2 separate regions of the Homo sapiens genome follow, and region 2 is linked to region 1. The links are chromatin contacts, found by Hi-C or POLR2A ChIA-PET in ENCODE. All regions are on one chromosome and are shown on one strand. The core of a region is the stretch at or near the end of the contact, and the rest is flanking DNA. Distances in the headings are between cores, read along the strand shown. Region 1 overlaps ABCA8 (ATP binding cassette subfamily A member 8). Region 2 has its middle 140 kb from the start of ABCA8.

Region 1 (3,875 bases), core at 936-3,435:
TCCCCCTAGTCACCACTGCCCCAGGCCTGCAGCGAGTACTGCCTGGCTACCACTGATGTTCACTCAAGGCCCAAGGGACTTCAGGCAGCTTGTAGTACATGCTGCCAGGCCTGGGTAGCAGCTCCCTTCAGGGCAATGGGCTCCCCTCTGGCCTGGGGCAAGTCCAGATCCAGGAGCCAAGGCCTAGAATCCAGGACCCCAGGAGTCCGCTTGGTGCTCTCTACTCCACTGTAGCTAAGCTGGTACCTAAGCTGCAAGACAAAGTCCCCTTTACTCTTCCCTCTCTTTTCCTCAGGCAGAAAGTCTCTCCCCACAGCCATCACAGCTGGGAATGTGCTAGGTCAAACCTGAAGCCAGCAGAGCACTGGGCCTCACCCAAGGCCTGTGGCAAGTACTGCCTGGCTACTCCTGGTGTTTATTCAAGGCCCAAAAGTTCTTTAGTCAGGAGGTGATGAATTCTGCCAGAACTGGGTCTTTTTCTTCAAGGCAGCAGGTGCCCTTCTGGCCTAGGGTATGTCTAAAAATGTCATCTGGGAGCAAGGGCCTGGAATGGGGTCCTCAGAACTCTGCCTGGTGTCCTATTCTGCTGTGGCTGAGCTTGTATGCAAGTTGGAAAACAAAATCCTATTTACTCCTCTCTCCTCTCCTCAACAGAAGGAGGGAGTCTCTCCTGGAACAGCGAGCTGCACTGTCTGGTGTTGGGGGAGGGGGTGAAACAGGCACTCCCTTGGCTGCTCCAGCTGGTGTCTCTCGAGGTCTTTTGCACCCCAAGTCCATTGGCTTTGAGCCCAGAACAGCATCAGGACTTGCCCAGGAATTTCAGTCCCTGTGGTCCTACGTTTATTTAGATCCCCAGAGCACTTTAGTCCATGGTAGTGGGATGAATGCTTCCCCTCTGGCTAAGGCTGGTCTAAATGCTCCCTCTGTGGGCAGTGGCCGAATTCTGCCCTACGTTGCTTGTCACTGTGACAGGCAACACTGAGTTCCAATGCAAAGTCCCACAATGACTGTCCTCTCCCTCCCCCAAGCATACAACATTCTCTCTCTGTGCCACACAGCTGCTGCCAAGGATGGGAAGTTGTGTCAGCAATTCAAGACTGTCTTTCCTATCCTCTCCAGTGCTTCTTTCCTTATATGATGTTAAAACCACTATCATTGCTCACCTGATTTTTTTGTTCTTATGAAGGTGCTTCCTTGTGTGGACAGTTGTTCAATTTGGTGTTCCTGGGGGATGGGAAGATTTCTGGAGGGTTCTATCTGGCCACCTTGCTCTACCTCCCCTCCTAAATCTTCTATTGTTTAAAATAGAAGTGTTGTTACTTTTATTTTACAGATGAAATTACAGACTCCCTAGATTAAGAAGTGCTGGAATCAGAAATTGAACCTGAATATTTTTAAATTCTAAATCTAGTAGTCAAATCCATATTTTAAACTACTGTTTTTGTTACATGATTGGTCGTTTTTGTAAATTTATACCATCTATACTTAAGAAAGAAAACAAACCTATCATGACAACAATACAAAGAAAATAGGATGACAGTTTCCTTAACTCATCTGCACTTGTTTAAGTCCTAGAAAGTTATTTGAAAAATATCTCATGTAGATATTTTTCCAGTTCTGTGTAATGTCCCAATTTTTTTTTATTTCTTATAGCACTTTGTTTGCATCTCTTCTTGGAAATTAATTAAACTATCTGAAAGTCAGTGTTTCCACCTACAAAGTGAGAGTAGCAATTCCTACTTACAAGTAAAGGTTATAGAAAAATAAATAAGAGACTGCCTGGCACACTGCATGGAAACATAACATGTTTTCAAAATAAAAAGTGCTAGTCAGGATCCCTGCCCAATTTGCGAGTCCATTCATGGACTCCTATTTGTGCAATTGCCTTATTTTCTTCTAATCTAAGGGCCAACAAATTATAGCTCATGAGCCACATCCAGCCTACTTCCTCTTTCTGTAAATACAGTTTGGTTGGAGCCCAGTCATGCCCTTTCTTTTACACACTGCTCTGGCTGTCTCCATGTTACAACAGCAGAGTGGAAGAGTTTCAACAGAGTTCTAACAGCCTACAAAGCCTAGAAAATTTACTATCTAGTACACATTTTACAGAAAAAGTTTTACAACCTCCCCTTTCAAGCTTCAAGTTCCTCAAGGAATGACTTTCTGCATGACTCATTCATTCCGCCCCAGCACTCAGCACAAGTTCCTACAAGTGGCCAAGGAATAATTCTTAAATTGTTTTCATTTCAGGAGTCAGCATCATGGAAAACAGCTACGACATTTTTTGCTTCACTCTTCCAGTGGATTTCACTACTTCTAAAAAAATAGCATATATTCTTTTAAGTTCATACATGACTTATGTGTCAGTGGAATAATTTTTGACTTATGCATTTGGTCAAATAAAATTGCTACCATTTTTAAGGGCTTGTCAAGTGCAAACTTCACTATTATTCCATTGTTCGAATAACCCTAGAGGCTGGGAATCATTATTCCAGTTTTCTAATAAAGTAACTGTTTAGATAAGTTAAATAACACGTTCCAGATGCTAAAACAATATTTCAAAGCCAAGTCACTACTGATATTTTGCCCACTGTATAATTTATAACCTCAATTAATAGAATATTGTGTTTGTCTGTTTCTCTATAATGGAGAAATAGCTGTGGTATTTTTCAATGGATAGACTGATTTTCTCAATGATACTTTGTTCTTATTCAAAGTTCTGGGCTTAGCATTACAAGAAAAGCAAACCACATTCATCCATTATTAGTTTCTATCTATAATCCAGTTTCCTTCATAGCACTTACTACTATTGATAATTATTTTACTCATCTGGTTGTCTACATGTTTTCTTCCTGACGCCCGCACTAGACAATGAACTCCATAAGAGCAGAATAATGCTGCTTTAGTCACCATTGTATCCTCAACACTAAGTATGATGTTTGTCACATACTAAGAACTTAGTAAATTTGCATTGGATGACTACATTGAGTAACTGAAACTGTTTGGCATCTATACTTCTCACAAGTCTCTTGTTCCTTTGAAGCGATACAACAATTCTATTTAGTCAGCTTAAAACTGAACCTTCAACTGCAACGTTATCCATTTTGCATAGTCCTGACCTTTGCTGTACTGCAACCCTGGTATTTTCCACTCTGTGACCACCCTCTCTTCAGGAGCTTCAATCAATATGAAACTTCTCTGGGCACTACTCCTGAGTAACCTCACCAGTAACTCTCATTAGCTCATTCTTTTCTTTTGTCCATCACATTTATATGATTTGGCTGGGTTTTTGTCCTCTTATTTCTTGGGTTTTTGTCCTCTTATTTTGTGTTTGTCTGACCTATTTCTGGCATTAGATTTTAATTGATTTTCTTTGTCCTATAGAGACTAGTTAATTATTTTCTTGCTATTGGAGACTATGTCGAGTAACATATGTCTTTTTTTTTTTTTCTGAATGCCAGCTTGCAGTTAAATGAAATATGTGTTGAGGAAAACATAACATCACTTGTTAAACAGCACATCCCTGATGCCAAATTATCAGCCAAAAGCGAAGGAAAACTTATTTATACATTACCCTTAGAAAGAACAAATAAATTTCCAGGTAATGTGCATGAACACTGTGAAATAAAATATGTGAATAATAGTCATCATCATCATAATTATTATCATTACAACTAACATTTATCAATGTCTTACAGTATGCTCAGGTACTGAAACATAATCAAAAGAATAGTACAATAACTGAATTATTTTCTGTATAGTGGGAAATAGAATTACATTCTAATAGTTGTATTGTAATGCCTGGGCATTTTAGAGGGCTTCTTTTAGTCCTTCTTCCCTAGTAGTGTGTAACATAATATTCTAGTATTCATAAA
Region 2 (3,875 bases), core at 923-3,422, 90 kb after region 1:
CTCAGAGTCCCACTTCTTCTATACCAGGACCCGAACTTCAACATAAAAGACTTGTTTGGGCTAAGAATTCAGCCTTCTTTGATGTTCTTTCATTTTTAAAGTTAACTCCTGAGTCTTGTTTTTAGTATTGCTGTCCTCTGGCTGCAAAAGACAAATATCCCTTTAAATGCTACCAAGAAGATTCTCTGACTTTCACACTTTGTTTTTAATTTATTTTTAATAGAACTGAGCCTTTTTGTTTCTCTCCTCAATGCATTATTAGTCCTTATCAATGGCCACTCAGTTTCATAGCCCTGATAGTTACTGTTCCCCTGTGCTATCTCAACATAGATAAAGTTGTAACCTCCTAGAGCATGCCAGTAACTATCAATACTCCAGCTGCCACCAGTAATAGGCTCCTACTTGCCTTTGAAGAGACAAGTGATTAACCTCTGGAATCCCATCCTGCCTGTGTCTACTTCCTAGGAACAATTGCAGAACCAACTGGCTTAGTTTGGGTGCCCTGGAAGCAGCTCCTAATGTAAGGATTCTTATGAAAGTGATTTACTGACGGAACACTCTCAGAGAAGGAGAGTAAAGGAAGCAAGGCAGATAAGGAGGAAAAAACTAAGCAAGGAATGGTCTAGGATGGAGAACAGATTCAGCCTGGAGCTCTGGAGAGTGGATTGCGACACAGAGTTGGTGTCACTTAAGGCCCGTGTGCTGGTCTTTGTACCCTGCATGTCACTTAGTCAATGGTCGCTTGCCATCATGGGGGATGATGAGATGGCTCCGATTTGGCCCAAGGCAATTATTGGAAGAGAGCGGCTAAGAGCCAAGAGCAAACAAAATTCATTGCAGCTGGAGATGCGTGCACTGACCCAGAAAAGGAGATCAAGGCAGGTATCAATGTTATCTATTATACACAGTTTGTAAAAGCAGAGCCGGGATTCCAACCCAGGCAGGTTGGTCTGTTGTTTGAACAAGCACATATATTGCTTCATGCAACTGCAGAGGATGGAACATGTTTATGTCTTGATTTGTACAACTGAAATATTATAGTATTATCTCTAACCTCATTTTCAGGTCAAAACCCTGCAATGACTTTGTTTATCTTGGGCTAAAATACACTCACTTGCTTAAGTTCAAGAGGCACTGCTCTCTCCAGTTCCCACAGTAAGGTTCTGTTTTCACCGTAATCAGATTCTGGCCGCCGAGAAACCTATTTGTCTATTGTCTACAACAGTTCGGACCCCATGTTCCCTCTTGTAAACATTCGGAGGAAAACTTCAAACCTAAGTTATCTCACCTTCTAAAAATATTTTTTCCAAAGGAACAAACAATAATTATTGCTACCTTTTTTTAGTTATTTCAGAATGATATTTCATTTTAGTGTGCTATTGTTGAAAAATGAAACTAAGTGGAAAGACACAATAACACAGTGGTTTATAATTTCAGCAATATTATGAAAATACTAAATTTGATTTTTGAAGAATTTACTCATACATGATTGCAGAGATACAATATTAAATAGGATGAGATTACCAACAACATGGTTTCTTTGGAATCATTACCATTTAATATTTATTGAACAACTAGGCAAGTTAGAATCAACTTCACATTGAAAGTTATTGCCTTAAGGATTCTTACAAGGATCGTGATGGTTTGGGAGCATCATTCATGGTCTTTTCTCAATGCCCCTTGGTTCAAATAAATTAGAATAGTCATGACTGGTACTTAGCAATCTGAGTATATGTGTGCTGATCAGAGCATATGGCATAAAATGGCAAAACAGAGTATGAAGAAATACTGAACACAAAGTGAAGATGATTACAGGTTTTAAGTGTGAGTTTAAATATAACATGGCAATTCAATTTTGCATATTTAAATTTGCTTTCTCTCAGAATCCATAGAATTGACCAAAAAATATAAAAAGAAGAAAGTCATTAGCACTAAGAATCAGAAAAGTGGCATTAATAAGTCAGTAATGATGTTGTGTAAGTTATGTCAGATGGAGGAAAATAAGAGATTTAACACAGAAAGTAAATAGAAGAAAATAGATGGAACATCCCTGGGAAACCCCCCAGTGAGTAGCGAATGGCCAGTAAGGAAAATAACTAGACAGTTGGCTTGGGATAAATCAAAGGATTTTGGCAGCTGCACCAGGACAGTGCACACAGGACATCTGTCCACAACGTTTGACCTCAGCTTTCACGTGGCATGGACTGGCATCACGTTCTTGTAAGGAGGGCATTCAAAGACGCTAATGAGGGTCCCTAGTGCTCCCCCTGACTTCAGATGGCCACCACAAACAGAAAAGGAAGATAGTGCATGTAATGGATGCCTGTTGTTTTTTCCTGCCAAGCATTCATTCACCCTTCTGATTTTCCTTGGGAAAAAAACACCTGTCCCAATCATAGTTTCTGTGGCTCAGATGGGACCATCTGTGAGGTCCAGGCCTAGCTGATCCACCTCGGCCTTCCAGTATACTCCATCCATCCTAGACATTTTTCTCTTTTTAAGAAAGGTACTCAATTTTAAATCTCTTGGCATGGGAAATTTGGGGGAATAAGTAAATTTATTTCTATTGGAACTAGAAATTGAGAAAAATTGAAATTTTTTTAGCATTCTATCCTTTTTCATAATACAGAAATGCAAACATAGAAAAACAGGGAAAACCTCTGAAGCACTGCTGGAAAACAAGATGAGAGTACCAAATAACAAAAGGTACTAGGAACATGTAAACCTGTGCTGCTGACAGCTACCTGGTACCAGGAAAAAAAAAAAAAAAAGGAAAATTCTAGCTTTGACCTGATAAAGATTCCCCAGGTTTAGAGACACATGGACTGGACCAAATGGCAGGACTGGAAGCCCTCCATAGGAGCAAACCTTGACCCACAAAACACTCTAGGAAGTGGAGACACCAACCTCTTCATTCTGAGCAGCATAGGAGAAAAGATATGGGTGAACTTCCCCACTGCATGACTGTATTCAAATTGTCCAGTAAAACCTCCTTCCAGCCTGCACCCACAATGTCTCAGGCAGTGTGCTAAGTGACTTTGAAAATAGGACTTCATTTACTCTGAACAATGATCAATTTCCATGCTACATGTGAGACAGCTGGGGTGTGTGTTGCAGTCACTCGCCCCTGTCGTATGGGCAGAAAGTGGACCAGGCTTTGAGTTTGGGCTGCTTGGATGAGATCATATTTCTCAAACCACTGGATTCAAATGATACATTTATACAACTCACAGAACCCATCAGAGAAGGTAGCTTTTCAGTTTTAAGATGGCAAAGTGAGAAACTTTTTAGCACCCCATCCCTCTCCATAATACAGAAATCCAAAAACATAAAAACAAAGAAAACTTCTGGAGCATTGTCGGGAAACAAAATGAGAGTACCAAAAAACAAATTAGAAACAACTTCTGGAGAGCAGAAAGCAGATGGCATCACAGGGACTGAAATGTTTATCACTCTCGGTAATTTAGACATGCGGAGAGGCCCCCCTCATCCCCCATGAGTTAAGGAAACATGTTACCCTATTAAAATCTTAGAATGGCTTCAAGTAAAAAATTAAGGGCTAGAAACAGAGATTCAGGCTAGCAAATTGAAGTTTTCTTGGACTGAGCTGATGGCTCAAGATCTCGTCAAGAATTTCTCACTAAGCAGAGTGGAGTGGAGAGGAGGGGAGAAAATGTAAGATCAGAACTTAGTGTGGGTGAGTGCCCTAATACATGGGCCGGGGGATAATGCCAGCTAACTATCAGAACAAACCTGGAGTACATTTTTAAGAGTTATTTAATGGGCTCAGCTGTCTCAGGATATTATTCACTAGATTTCACAGCCAGTTGCAGCCTCACGCAATAGACTTCCTGAAAGACACGGCAGCAGAGGGT

The links. A loop is a pair of places that touch in the nucleus more often than their neighbours do. ChIA-PET counts read pairs that join two places held with the same protein, here RNA polymerase II (POLR2A).
Region 2: a loop to region 1 is called in a map of HepG2, with 5 times the contacts of the local background. The contact joins two enhancer-like sites. A Hi-C loop is called at or near these places in 3 of 168 maps with a recorded cell type or tissue (A673, HepG2 and PC-3). POLR2A ChIA-PET finds 5 or more read pairs at or near these places in 1 of 52 experiments (HepG2).

What each region holds. Positions count from the first base shown.
Region 1 is chr17:68,907,466-68,911,340 of GRCh38, reverse strand. It overlaps ABCA8 (ATP binding cassette subfamily A member 8), which reads left to right. Exons shown (of 40, transcript NM_001288985.2): 18 at 3,462-3,601. Among named protein-coding and RNA genes, the nearest start is that of ABCA8, 46 kb to the left of the region's middle. Within about 2 kb of position 2,185, at least 21 of the 41 ENCODE cell types and tissues checked have a DNase peak (open chromatin) inside an H3K27ac peak, as active enhancers do.
Region 2 is chr17:68,817,933-68,821,807 of GRCh38, reverse strand. No RefSeq gene overlaps it. Among named protein-coding and RNA genes, the nearest start is that of ABCA8, 140 kb to the left of the region's middle. Within about 2 kb of position 2,172, at least 2 of the 41 ENCODE cell types and tissues checked have a DNase peak (open chromatin) inside an H3K27ac peak, as active enhancers do.